Regions from separate parts of the Homo sapiens genome. Here regions 1, 3 and 4 are each linked to region 2. The links are chromatin contacts, found by Hi-C or POLR2A ChIA-PET in ENCODE. All regions are on one chromosome and are shown on one strand. The core of a region is the stretch at or near the end of the contact, and the rest is flanking DNA. Distances in the headings are between cores, read along the strand shown.

Region 1 (3,387 bases), core at 305-2,804, 320 kb before region 2:
ACCAAGGAAACTCTGCACTGAGTCACCCCCAGACTCAGGAGGGGGAAATGGGGGGCTGTCATGTGAGAGCTGGGAGGGCCCATGGGGTTATCAAAGTCATGGCCACATTTTATAAAGACAGCGAGGGCCAGAGTGTGACAAGGTCTCTCCTTAAAGCCGCCCACTAATATGTGTGAGCCGGTGAGGAACTGCATGTGGCTGCTACCAACATATGCCGAGTCACAGGGGCTTCAGCTAGGTAGGGGTGTCTTTCTCTTATGTAATCTGAAATTTCTCAGAAGCAGGTGGTCCAGGGCTGCTAGGGAGGCCCCACGATGTCATGAGAGACCCCAACTCTGTCTTCTGCTTCACCAGTCCTAAAACATGGCATTTCTCCACAAGCCTACATCATGGTCACGACATCTGCTTCAGCTCCCCTCTCACTCCTGAGTCCCAGGCAGGGAAAAGAAAGAAGAGGGAAAGCTCAGAGGCTGACTGTCAGAAGCATAAGCTTCCCCTTCAATAGCATTTCCTGAGGTTTCACCCAATAACTTCCTTTTATCGTATTGGCCATTGGAACTGTAGTTTGTAAGCTGAGCGTATTCCTAGAAGGAAGGAGAGAATGAAGATATAGATTACTAGAGGCCTCACCCATCTCCACTCGGGATAATAACAGCTACCATTTCTTTGGAGCTTACTATGTTTACATGAATTTATCTATCCTCAGAATAACCCTGGCAGATGAGTTTGTTATCCCATTTCACAGGTGAGGAAAGTGAAGTTTAGTGAGCTTAGGTTAACTGAACCACACCTAGTGAGGGCTGGGGACAAAATCTGAAACTAGATATGACTCAAATCCTACAGTCTTCACCTTACAGCACCTAACAAAGGGGCAGAGACACAGGACTCAGGCTTCCAAAGCTATGTTACAAAGCCACTCTCCCTTGGCGTGGTAACCACTGATACTTCCCTGTAAATGGAGGAAGCAGCATGAAAACAGGCTTTTTGAGGAAGGAGCTGCGGCCGCTGTCACCATTGTTGGGAAGGACAGAGCACTATACTCGGTTTGTATCTAGTAAGCAAGTTTGCCCAAGAGTTCATTTCCCCAGACTCTTAATCCATTCTCTGACCTGCTGTCACTCTTACAGACTCCAGGAGAAACCTTCCACATATCTGTGAAACTAGGTGATTTTGGTTTCACCATGATCAGTAAAAGATAATCAGTTCATCCTCTTTTACTATTTATACAGCTGTGTCCAGGATTTTGTAAAAAATCTTTTAAATGTACAATAAAGGTAAATCCTTTGGCTTTGTGAAAAGGTCCTTGGCTTCATAAAAGGACTCATTCCAGGGCTCCTTTAAGTGAAGGTCTCCAATATCTTTAAATATAAAATATTTTAAAGTAATAGCCACTCAAGAAAGAGGCCTGAGCACAGAGAAACTTAAAGCTAGAGTGTGTGACACAGCGCCACCTGAAGATCAAGCGGAGATGAAGAAGGGTAGCTATGTAGGTCAGCGGGGAAATGGAGCTGGTTGACAACAGGATCTTCCAACTGGCCTCTTTGACAGAGGGACGTCCAACTCTGCCTAGGGCATGTGACAGTGGAGAGACATCTAGGGTGGTCCTGCTTCACAATGATATGGCCTATGGTTTGTCGTCTTGAAGCCATTCGTCCTGGGTTCTCAGCGAAGCCTTGTCAACGTCGCTGATGTATCCCAAATCTTTGGAAAGCAGGGAAATCCTGCTCGCAGCTCATACCCGGGCTCTCCAGTCCCCTGCAGTACTGGAGGATGTCCAGCAGGTGGCGCAAAAGACAAGGGCTCGCCTTACCCATCTCTTGTCCTTATGAAGGAAATTTGACCAAAATGACAGCCCCCTCCTTCCTTCCCCTCCCTCCTTTCCTTCCTTCCATCCTCTCCTTCTCTTCTGTCCCTCTCTTTCTTCTTTATTCATTGAATCATCAAGTATCCATGAAAGACTACAAGCAGAGCTCTGTGCAAGATAATGGGGGGATGAATTAGGACAGGGTCCTTTGCCTTTGAGGAACCTGGAGTATAATAAAAAAGTAAAATAATAAACAACCGAAATACAAGAGGTGGCACAGGCTTCTGAGGGAGCAGTGTCACTCTTGAGCTGTATCATCGCAGCCTGCAGGTTCTGGAGTCAGACCAACCTGTCTTGTCTGTCTTCTGGTCCCGATTCCACACTTGCTGCAACCTTGTGCAAGCGCCTTAATGCCTCAAAGCCTCCGTTTCCTTATCTGTAAAATGAGGATAACAATAGATTGTCCTATGACATGTTCATAAGGTTGGCATAAGGAGTTAACATACCTAAAACATTTAGCACATTTTTAAAAAAACCAAAACGTTATTTAAAACATATAACTCATTCGTTCTTGCATGCATTCATTTATTCTATAGGCATTTGCATGACAACCATGTGAAGAAGGCTGTCCTTGTTATTATAGGAGGTACAAAGTAAATAGAAGGAATACTTCTCAGTGTGGGGATTTGCAGTCAGGGTGAATATTTCTTCAACATCTTCTTGAACACTTTTCTCTGTGACAGTCAAAATCAGCCTGGACTGAAAAGAGAAGAAAGCAGCCTAGCTGTTAATCCCGCTGGGAGGACACACTCTGATAAAGCCAGCTGCAGCATCCGCCGAAAATGCCATTTCTCCCGGGGTCAACCTATAGCTGGAAAATGCCAGGATGATCTCCCTTGAGTGAGCACTGCTTCCTCACCAATCGTGCCCTAGAGCCGCTTTGCTGCACCCCTCTTTTGCTACGAATCCCCAAATGCTGAGCCCTCCTTGCTCTTGCTGGCACCCAAACAGTAGTCAATCCTGCTGTTCCTGAGACTGTCTTGGAAACAGCAGCCAGCACAGGATGGATCCCACTTCCTCAGACCCTCATCAGAGTCTCCAGGGAGAGCCCAGACCTTCTAGAAGGGGCTTCCCTCCCCCTCCCCCACCAAGTGTGCAGCACTCCCAGATTCTAAAGTCATGTCAGTCAGTGGCATTTTTCGGACCGAGGGGTGCATGGTGGTCTTCGGCAGATGGAAACTCACTTTTGCGAGCTCCCTGATAGCGGGGTGCAGGCCTCCACCTCCTCAGAGGCCCGCATGAGAAATCTTGGCAGGGAGGGAGGCAAGGGAGGAACGGGGCTCAGCTGGAATCCTGACTTCAGCAAAGGCGATGGAGGAAAGTTAAGGGCAGTGGCTGCAGTTATGTGAATCAGATGCAGCCCCAGCAGAGCTTCTGGTGCCCAGGCTGGAGCACCCCCAAGTGCCCCTTGAGCTATGAGCATCCAGCGAGACACTGGGCGTGCACAGCCTTATGGTGGGCTGTGGCATCGAACCACTGAATGAGAGAAGGTCTCTAGTAGAATCCGCCCTTCCTTCCTCCCC
Region 2 (3,333 bases), core at 544-3,043:
ATGATTGGGAATAGTGAAATTGATAGGATTGTATAATCAAATACTTCCTTCTTTTGTGGAGGAGAGAAAGGATGTGGATAGATGACATACACCTCCTTCATTGCACACCTAACTTCACCTTCTCACGCCCTGAGTCATTGCTTCTGCAGAGACCTACAGCTGAGCCGCTTCCTGGTGGTTCAGAAGGACTTCAGAAAGTTGCGCTGGGCTGGGCGAGGTGGCTGATGCCTGTAATCCCAGCACTTTGGGGGGCCAAGAGGGGCAGATCACCTGAGGATAGGAGTTTGAGACCAGCCTGGCCAACATGGTGAAACCCCAACTCTACTAAAAATACAAAAAATTAGCAGGGCATGGTGGCACAACGCCTGTAATCCCAGCTACTTGGGAGGCTGAGGCAGGAGAATCACTTAAACCCGGGAGGTGGAGGTTGCAGTGAGCCAAGCACACCACTGCACACTCCAGCCTAGGTGCCAGAGTGAGACTCTGTCTCAAAAAAAAAAAAAACAACAAAAAAAAAAAACAGTTCTGCTGGCTATGAAAGGCATCTATGAGAGAGATGGAAGGGCAATTTAGAAGGGTGTCCCTCTGTCATCAGGGAGGGCCAAAAGTTTTTTTTTTTTTTTTTTTGGCATTTATTACCTCCAGCTTTAAACTCAACCTTCTTATATAATCCCAAATATATATATATATATATATATATATTTTTTTTTTTTTGAGACGGAGTCTTGCTCTGTTGCCCAGGCTGGAGTGCAGTGGCGTGATCTTGGCTCACTGCAAACTCCGCCTCCTGGGTTCACACCATTCTCCTGCCTCAGCCTTCCGAGTAGCTGGGACTACAGGCGCCCTCCACCACGCCCCACTAATTTTTTTGTTGTTGTTGTATTTTTAGTAGAGATGGGGTTTCACCGTGTTAGCCAGGATGGTCTTGATCTCCTGACCTCGTGATCCACCAGTCTCGGCCTCCCAAAGTGCTGGGACTACAGGTGTGAGCCACCGCGCCCAGCCTATAATCCCAAATCTTGACCAACTACCTTTCAGGTATGGCAGGCAACAAGTGTTGTGACTGCAGCGCCTGCGTGAGAAACATGCTCCCATGAAAGGGGCCGGGTACAGTGACTCACACCTGTAATCCCAGCACCTTGGGAGGCCGAGGTGGGTGGATCACCTGAGGTCAGGAGTTCCAGGCCAGCCTGACCAACATGGTGAAACCCCATCTCTACTAAATACAAAAATTAGCTGGGCATGGTAGCGCCCTATAATTCCAGCTACTTGGGAGGCTGAGGCAGGAGAAGTGCTTGAACCTGGGAGGTGGAGATTGCAGCGAGCCAAGATTGCGCCACTGCACTCCAGCCTGGGCAACAAGAGTGAAATTTTGTCTCCAAAAAAAAAAAAAGAAAGTGCTTTTGTCCTGCTTACAGAAACCAGCTATTACTCACAGATATAACCTTAGAGACAGGTGGCTGTCAGTCTCAAGTGAAGATGTGCCTGTTTCCAAGTCCCCTCCCTCCCTCTCTGCTTTTGACCACATTCTCTACCCCATTCTTTGCTTCAGTAATCATCCGTCTTGATTTCCGCTTCTCCCTGGACATGGGGCCTTCAGGTAGTAACAGTGTTAGGGTCCTGTGGCAGAGAGTGCTGGTTGCCCACCAGTATCCAGGATTCTCCCCCTCTACTCCAGTGGCAATGGGACCCGCTGGAAGAGTAAACCCCGGCCTCTCTTGAGCTGTGGGTGGTTGGCTGGGAGTTCAGTTCTGGGCAAGCTGCTACTAGGAGGAACAGACAACTGTCATGTGCCCTTTGTGGGCTTAACCCCCTTCCTTCTACTTTCTGACGGAAGTGTGCATGCGACTGCAGCCTGCGTGGGCCGTGAGGTATTTATACATAGAGGCAAAGCAGTAAGGACAATATTCCCAAAGATGCTGTGGAGCCACTATATCCCAGCCCTTGACTGTCCTCTCTGGACTTCTGTCATTAGGAAAGACGTAACTTCCGTCTTGGTCTCTGTTAGTAGCAGCTGATGCATTTCCTGATAAAACCACCCGTCAAAGAAAACCTCAAACAAAACATTCATTCTAGCTTTCTACTGCCCGATGCTGAATTACTTGACATAACACAAGAGTACTCTGTATTCCCTGCCTCTAGCTGTCACCATTGCCTTTCAGTAACTTCATGGGCCCGGCTTTTGGACTTCCATTTCCAGCACTTGAGGAACACTAAAAAACCCACCTGATGATGACTCAAGCTGTTGGAGAAAACTTATTTTTAAATGTTATGTTCTTAACTGTTTCACTGAGTTGGTAAGAAAGGAAAACATTCTGAGAGGCCAAACACAAAGTGAAAGCAGAACTTCAGGAAGGTAAGGGGGCATTCAACTTTTCTCCCTAGGGATACAAACCAAATCTTAGTGATGCTGTGCTTCTATTAGGATGGACTTGTGGGGCCCAGGTGACAGGGGATTAGCGTGGGGAGTGCCTAAGTTGGGGGTCTGATTAGGAAGTCTCTGTGCAAACAGCTGGAATCCCAAAAGATTGCATTCAGTGTTAGGGGAAACTGGCACTAGCTGGAAGAGAACATAGTTGTCTCTGAGATGCCAACTACAAGCCTTCCCTCATGCAGGTTTGTAGTTCTAATTCTCATGCTACATCAGGTCTAAAATCCTCTCAAACCAGGTTCTCAAAGAGGCCCTAGGCTGGGCGCGGTGGTTCATGCCTGTAATCCTAGCACTTTGGGAGGCCGAGGAGGGTGGATCATCTGAGGTCAGGAGTTCCAGAACAGCCTGGCCAACATGGTGAAAACCTGTCTCTACTAAAAATATAAAATTAGCTGGGCGTGGTGGTGGGCGCCTGTAATCCCAGCTACTTGGGAGGCTGAAGCAGGAGAATCACTTGAACCTGGGAGGCAGAGGTTGCAGTCCAGCCTGGGCAACAAGAGCAAAACTCTGTCTAAAAAAAAAAAAAAAAAAAAAAAAAAAAGAGAAAGAAAGAAAGACATCCTAAGCTGGTAGTACCTCTTAGTTCACGGCCAAAGCAACTGCATATCTATGCTAGAGCACACCTTTGATTTAGCCTCAAATGCTCTCCACAGATAAAGCCCCAGCCGGGCACAGTAGCTCACGCCTGTAATCCCAGCACTTCGGGAGGCTGAGGCGGACGGATCACAAGGTCAGGAGATCAAGACCATCCTGGCTAACACGGTGAAACCCCGTTGCTACTAAAAAATACAAAAAATTAGCTGGGCGTGGTGGCGGGCACCTGTAATCCCAGCTACTTGGGAGGCTGAGGCAGGAGAATCACTTGAACCTGGGAGGCAGAGGTTGCAGTGAGCTGAGATTGC
Region 3 (3,297 bases), core at 437-2,936, 340 kb after region 2:
GATGTGAGAGAGTGCAGGTAAAGAGAGTGGCTCGGCGAGGGACAGGGCCTTTGTAGAAGGCCAAGAACAGACAGGGAGGAGGGGAGAGGCAGGAAAAGACCCCTAGGTAAAGGGTAGTGACCACACACGTTAGCTGAGCTTTGAAGAATTGCCCAAATGTTATCAGGAAACAGCCTAAACTGAGATAGGACCGGTAAAAGATGGGTTGTGAACATGTGTGTTGAAATAAAGGCAGGTTGTGTGCAATTAGGCAGGGGCAAACTGAGTGGTTATGGTCCTCGTGATGTCTAGGGAAAGGGTTTTGGAAATACGTCCTTTTGTGTCCAAGGGCTGTTTATTGATACTGTTACCTATAGATACTTACACCTGCTCCAAGGGAGGTGAATCAGAATCCAGCAGCACACTCTGTCCTGACCACACATTGGCCAGGAGCCTCCTGGTGAAGGATTTGCTCCCCTGAGAACCATGACCCCGGGCCCAAGGTGCCTGGAAAAGCAGCAATGTTTTATGGGCCTGGCCTCTGGGGCCCCTGTTCTCTCTCAGAGAGTTGACTTCTGGAACAAGTCTGTCTTCAGTGAACTGGGGAGGAGTGAGCCAGCTTTCTCAGCCCTGGATCACCTTCAAATACGTGGATTGTTGATGAAGGGCCTGTGGCGTGTCATTGAAGATGGAGGCCCCTCGAGTAGCACTGCTTCCGGACTTTTCAGGAGGGCTTTTTGCATCACGTGTTCCTTGTTCGTTGTTAATTAGAGCATTCCTGAGAGCCACGATTCCCTACTCAAGTTCCTGAGGATCTCAGGGTCCTCAGAGGTGCTTGGGTGGCTTGGGGGAGGCCCCTCCTCTCTAACCAAGCAGCTTCCCTTTGATCTCTCCTATAAGTGTGCAGCACAGGGTGTCACTTATTTAAAATAGACTTTATTTTTTGGAGCATTTTTAGGCTCACAGACAAACTGAGTGAAAGACACAGAGCGTTCCCATATCCCCCTGAGCCCTCCCTAGACACACTCAGCCTCCCCCATTATCAGCATCCCCCACCAGAGTGGTGCATTAGTTATAGCTGATAAGCTTACACTGATACATTGTTACCATTCAGAGTTAACATCAAGGCACACTCTTGTGTTGTACATTCTCCAAGTCTAGACAAATGTGTTGACACACATCCACCAGTATGGTGTCATACAGAGTGGATTCACTGCCCTAAAAATCCTCTGTTCATCCCTCCTAACCCCTAGCAACCACTGATCTTTGTGCTGTCTCTGTAGTTTTGCATTTTCCAGAATGTCATATACTTGCTATCATACAGTGTGTAGCTTTTTCAGACTGGCTTCTCCAACTTAGTAATATGTGTTTAACTTTCCTCCATGTCATTTTAAAAAGTGTTCGTCTGCTCTTAGCAGCTTGACAGCCATGGTGCAGTACCTGTCATACCTCTGCCCTGGGTCTGTACAGCCCTGGCTGTTGTAGGCAGGGTGTGTCTTGCCTCCCCCAACAGGGCGATGAGCTCTTTGGAGCAGGGGCCAGGACATATGCACTGGTGGCACACGGGATACCTGGCCACCCCGTGGGCCCTGGAACCAGGCTGGGTGTTCTGGATTGAAGGGGACTTGGTTTGAGTCTTAGGAAGGGCTCTCCGAGCACAGCCATCTCAGTCAGCAGTGTGTCCTTTGCTCTCTGAAAGTGAAAGCTCTATGAGATCCGAATGAGCAGCATCCGGCCTCAGAGCTAATCTGTCAGATTTTGCGTCTGAGTCAGAACTTACTGGTTATTAATGCTGTCTGTCTTTGTGGCCAAGAGTCTAGCAAAACATTTTCTATCCTCCTGCCTTGGAAATGTGGCCAGCGTGACCTTCCTGAAAGAGTTTTTTGATAAGATAGATGATCACAATAGAATGTGCTCTAATAGAAAGTGCTTTTGTTTCATCACAAAGCCTTTGTGACGTGGAATGTTCCAGTAACCTGCTCGTTTTGTGTTTACAGAGCTTCTCGAAACAAGTCTGAGAAGAAGCGTCGGGACCAGTTCAATGTTCTCATCAAAGAGCTCAGTTCCATGCTCCCTGGCAACACGCGGAAAATGGACAAAACCACCGTGTTGGAAAAGGTCATCGGATTTTTGCAGAAACACAATGGTAAAGGTCACCCTTCTCTCTGTTTTTTTTCCACCCTGCCCCGTCCATGTGGTGATGACTTCACCAATCTGGGCTGCCTGGTTGGTTTTGTCTCCCCAGCCAGGCCCAGCCTTACCGGTCGAGGGCTTCCCATTGTAAAGACACTCCACCCTCTATCAGCCCGTCTCTGGCTGGGTGGGGAGAGGGCACACACCTCCCAATTGCATTATAAGCCAGACGAGAGAATCCAAAACAACCTCACAGGTAGCACCCAGCCGAAGCAGCGTGGCATTCACAGTGACAACATCTTGATCAAAAATCCCTGGAACAAGTGTCTTTTATTCAATGCTGAACAGATGCAGTGGCTGAATACTCACTTCCTGTGGGATCAGACTATGTGGGCCTTTTCATCCCTCTCTGCCACTGCCCTCGAACTCTTTGGTCTTTTGCGCTACATCATGAAAAAATACATTGAAAAGAATTTATTTTCTTAATGTCACATTCATTCTGTTTTTATTGAGATATAATGTTTATACCATAAAATTCACCATTTTAAAGTGTAGAGTGCAGTGGTCTTCAGTATATTCACAAGGTGGTGTAACCATCACCACTCTCTAATTTCATCATGCCAAAAAAGAAACCCTGTATCCATTAGCCATCATTTCCCATTCTTCCCCCTCCCTCCAGATCCTGGCAACCACGAATCTGTTTTCTGTCTCCATCAATTCCCCTATTCTAGGCATTTTATACAAGTAGAATCATACGGTATGTGGTCTTTTTGTATCTGGCTTCTTTCACGTAGCATCTGTGTTTTAGCATGTGTGAGTACTTCATTCCGTTTCATGGACCAACAATATTCCATTGTATGGATATATTAATATCATATTTTGATTAACCATTCATCAGTTGATGGATATTTGGGTTGTTTACAATTTTTGGAAATTATGAATGATGCTGCTGTGAACATTCATGTACAAATTTTTGAGTTGATATATGTTTTCACTTCTTTTGTTTGTATTCCTAGGAGGGGAATTGCTGCATTAAATGGTAGTGTTTAGCTTTCTGAGGAACTGCCAAACTGTTTTCCAAGGTGGCTTGTACCTATTTATATTCCCAGCAGCAATGTATGAGGGTTCCAATTTCTCCACATCCTTGGCAACACTTATTACTGTCTTCTTTTATTATGACTATTA
Region 4 (3,315 bases), core at 132-2,631, 350 kb before region 2:
ACTTATCAAATTGACCAACGTAAAAATGGGCTGATGAAGTTCAGCATTGGTGAGGGTATAGGAAGTAACTGGCACCCAGGTACATTGTTGGTGCAAGTGTAAATCAGTACACCTTCTTGGCTTGCAACCTAGCAATATCTACTGAAATGTTTAAAGTTCTAATCTTTTAACTCTGTATTTCTACTTCTAACATTTAAGCCTCTAAAGCCTCAAGAATGTTCCTTGGGGCTTTGTTTAAAGACTTTAAAGTATTAAAAACGTAAAAGTAACCCAAATGAACTCTGAAGAAGAAGATTAAATAAATGCTGGTACAGCCGAAAGATGAAATACCACACACGTCTTAAGAATGGGTTAGACCTTCCTGTCCCTACTGATATGTAAAGTGAAAAACGCAAGCTCCGAACTGCATTGGTGGTATGAGTCCACATCCAAAGTAATCAACAGCAACAGTAAGAGGGTTAGTATCAGTGTGAAAAAAGAAGACGGAGAATTATGCACCAATTTTTGGCAGCATGTCCCTAGAAATGAGATTACTTACATTCTTGTAAGGTTTGGAATTTTACATAACTTTGCACCATGTCATCAGAAGAAAAAGGCAGGGCACATCTTAGTGTAGGCTGAAACACATTTCCATTCAGTGGCTATCTGGAGGGGTTATTCATGAAATTTGTAAACATGTGGGCATTCAAAGTGATATTTCATAGAGGCTCTAAGAGACAAATTTCCCACATGAATAAACAAAGGAAGGTATGGGGAAGTCTATGTGGCAAAGTTTATTTAGATCCTCGAATCAAGAGTTGCAATTGGTTACGTGTCTTTGAACAACTAATTTGTAAGCTTCCCAGAGTCCTGGTTTTCTCATCTGCAACGTGTGGTTGGGCAAGGCAACCTTCTTAAGGACTTCTCCAGTTGAAATGGGCTCAGCCTGCAAGTAAGTGGAATTTAGGTAAATGATAATCCTAGCAATGGAAGGTGCTGCTCATGTCTGCTAGGACGAGTGCCTGAGAGCTAGCGGACTTCAAAGTCAGCTAAACAGACTTTCCCAGCTTAATGTAGCTAGGTGGCCTTTTCCCCTTCAGCACTTTCTCTCCTTCATCCCAGGTGGTCTGCTTCCCCATCTCTAGTTGACTGAAGAAATTAAAGAGAAAAAGAGAGAGAGAGCAAGACTGAGATGGAGAGCGTAAAGAAAATCAAATGTATTAGGAAGAAGAAAAGATGAATGGTGTGCGAACTGGGTCAGATAGGAGGGAGGGCAGTTAAAGATGAGTTACTGGAGGTGCAAGTCACACTAACAAAACTTTGAAAAACAAACGAAGGCCTGGTGAGGCGATGACTAACACAGCTATAGATCCGGGCATTGCAGGCCGTCCCAGAGGGCCGGCTTTACAACGTGGCCATTGATCCAGCCCAGGTGTGCACAGCCTCGGCCACTCTCATTTCCCCTTCCTGCCCACAGCCTCCCCGCTGCTCAGGAAGCTGTGCAGCCCTGGCTGTGCATGTAGAACTCAACCGCAGGTCAGGGAGCCTGGGGAGCTGGGGGCTCCAGGCCCTGTTCTCACTGTAAGAGCAGCTTTTGTGTCAAAGGCAAGTTCACAGCCGCTGAGTCTTCCGAGGCATTGCAGAGCTTACGCCTTTACCGCCAGCCGGTGCTAGGCCCAGGGAGAATGATGAAGTCGTCGAGGATATTAGAACCACCATAACGTATTTCCTGGGCATTTTGTGGCCTTACCTGCAGGTAGGTATGACGATAAGCACATCAAGCAGACGGGGAGGTCAGGTGACTTGTCCAAGTCACCCAGCCAGAAGTAACAGAGCCAAGACTCAAACCCAGATCCGCTCAGTTTCTCCTGCTCTGATATTGCTGCCTTTGATTTTTGCCTTTGGATCTTTCCAGACCTATCTCCCACCCCTTGCTCCATCCCACTGAGTGTGCCCCATGGCTTTCTTGTATGCTGCGGGCCTTCCAGCCAGAAAGCTGGACCTGGCAGTGAAGGTGTGGACACACCTTAACACATGGAGGTTAAAAGCCACGACAGTCGGGAGCTCACTGAAATGGCTTATTGCTGCCTCTCCTGGGCATAACTGCAATCTGGGTGAGATCCCAGGAGACCAAGCCAACTTTAAGATGCAAAGGGACAAGTCTCTAAGGGTTTTCAGATATTGGTGGGTGAAGGATAGGGAAAGAGCCCAGAGGGGCAGGGAGGAGAGGAGCGAGGGGAGAACGAGAGGCCTTCCACAGTCTCTCAATGTATCAGAGTCAGCTGTTGCCACAGCTGTTATGAGTTGAAGTGTGGCCCCCAAAATTCACAGATTGAAGTCCTAACTCCTGTACCTCAGAATGTGACCACATTTGGAAATAGGCCTGTTGAGATCACATTGGATTAGGATGGGCCCCTAATCCGTATGACTTTATACAAAGGGGAAATTTGGACACAGACCCACATACAGAGGGAATGCCGTGTGAACATGAAGACGGCTACCTACAAGCCAAAGAGAAGGGCCTGGAGCAGATTCTCCATCACAGCCCTCAGAAGGACACCTGCTGACGCCTTGGTCTCGGGCTTCCAGCCTGCAGAGCTGCAAGAGAACACCTCTCTGTAGTTTATGTTGCTCAGATTGTGGTACTTTGTAAAGGCAGCCTTAGCAAACGAATGCAATAGCTCATTTTCAAAGCCCTTCTCAGAGAAACCTATGCCATGGACAACAGTTCTCAGGTGTGAGAGAACTGTTAGGGCAAGATTCTAGATGGCTTCAGAATGATTTCTAATTATTACACATTATAATACGGCAAAGGCAGAGTTAGTGATTTCAGCTCAAAATCACCATGGCTTTTCTGTGACATTTCCCTCACTTCTCAGGAAACCTTCCAAGAACCATCCATGGAGAGTGGTGTTGTGCATTCTGTAGGAAGTACTTGTCTTTACTGACAGATTTCAAATAAGCACACAAACAAACACCTTGGGGAGAGGATACCCAAAGCACAAGGTCCCGAACTATTAGATGATAATTAGAATGAATGCATATTGATTACACTTAACCATGTTTTAGTCTTCTATATAATTGCCAATTGGAAAATCTATGCATCTGACAAAATGATCTAATTTTTCCACTTAGCATTCTTACATTTTTGTATCATACTGGGAAAGAATGTATCTGTAGAATATGGGCTTCAAAACAAATGGAATCAAACAAAGATGTTCTTTGTTTAAGGAACATATTCTAAATTAGGGCCATGAGAACATGCACAGTTTTGTGGCAATTTTGCAAAACATGGTTTACTTTGATGACTTGATAAAACCCTGCACTCTATCTACA

The links. A loop is a pair of places that touch in the nucleus more often than their neighbours do. ChIA-PET counts read pairs that join two places held with the same protein, here RNA polymerase II (POLR2A). Pooled maps may share reads with other maps.
Region 1: a loop to region 2 is called in a pooled map, with 4 times the contacts of the local background. The contact joins two enhancer-like sites. A Hi-C loop is called at or near these places in 3 of 168 maps with a recorded cell type or tissue (CD4-positive, alpha-beta memory T cell, GM13976 and naive thymus-derived CD4-positive, alpha-beta T cell), 6 of 37 single-sample maps with no recorded cell type and 5 of 50 pooled maps. POLR2A ChIA-PET finds 5 or more read pairs at or near these places in 1 of 52 experiments (A549).
Region 3: a pooled map shows a loop between it and region 2 (4-fold over the local background). The contact joins two enhancer-like sites. A Hi-C loop is called at or near these places in 2 of 50 pooled maps. POLR2A ChIA-PET finds 5 or more read pairs at or near these places in 3 of 52 experiments (A673, CD4-positive, alpha-beta memory T cell and GM10248).
Region 4: a loop to region 2 is called in a pooled map, with 3 times the contacts of the local background. The contact joins two enhancer-like sites. A Hi-C loop is called at or near these places in 1 of 168 maps with a recorded cell type or tissue (B cell), 1 of 37 single-sample maps with no recorded cell type and 4 of 50 pooled maps. POLR2A ChIA-PET finds 5 or more read pairs at or near these places in 2 of 52 experiments (B cell and WTC11).

What each region holds. Positions count from the first base shown.
Region 1 is chr2:100,261,264-100,264,650 of GRCh38, forward strand. No RefSeq gene overlaps it. Among named protein-coding and RNA genes, the nearest start is that of LINC01104, 55 kb to the left of the region's middle. Within about 2 kb of position 1,555, at least 2 of the 41 ENCODE cell types and tissues checked have a DNase peak (open chromatin) inside an H3K27ac peak, as active enhancers do.
Region 2 is chr2:100,579,063-100,582,395 of GRCh38, forward strand. No RefSeq gene overlaps it. Among named protein-coding and RNA genes, the nearest start is that of PDCL3, 18 kb to the left of the region's middle. Within about 2 kb of position 1,794, at least 12 of the 41 ENCODE cell types and tissues checked have a DNase peak (open chromatin) inside an H3K27ac peak, as active enhancers do; they include B cell, where a contact is called at or near this core.
Region 3 is chr2:100,923,170-100,926,466 of GRCh38, forward strand. It overlaps NPAS2 (neuronal PAS domain protein 2), which reads left to right. Exons shown (of 21, transcript NM_002518.4): 3 at 1,977-2,125. Among named protein-coding and RNA genes, the nearest start is that of NPAS2-AS1, 52 kb to the right of the region's middle. RefSeq lists an enhancer at 1,780-1,849. Within about 2 kb of position 1,687, at least 14 of the 41 ENCODE cell types and tissues checked have a DNase peak (open chromatin) inside an H3K27ac peak, as active enhancers do.
Region 4 is chr2:100,233,815-100,237,129 of GRCh38, forward strand. The region is part of intron 1 of LINC01104 (long intergenic non-protein coding RNA 1104); the gene reads left to right. Among named protein-coding and RNA genes, the nearest start is that of LINC01104, 27 kb to the left of the region's middle. Within about 2 kb of position 1,382, at least 5 of the 41 ENCODE cell types and tissues checked have a DNase peak (open chromatin) inside an H3K27ac peak, as active enhancers do; they include B cell, where a contact is called at or near this core.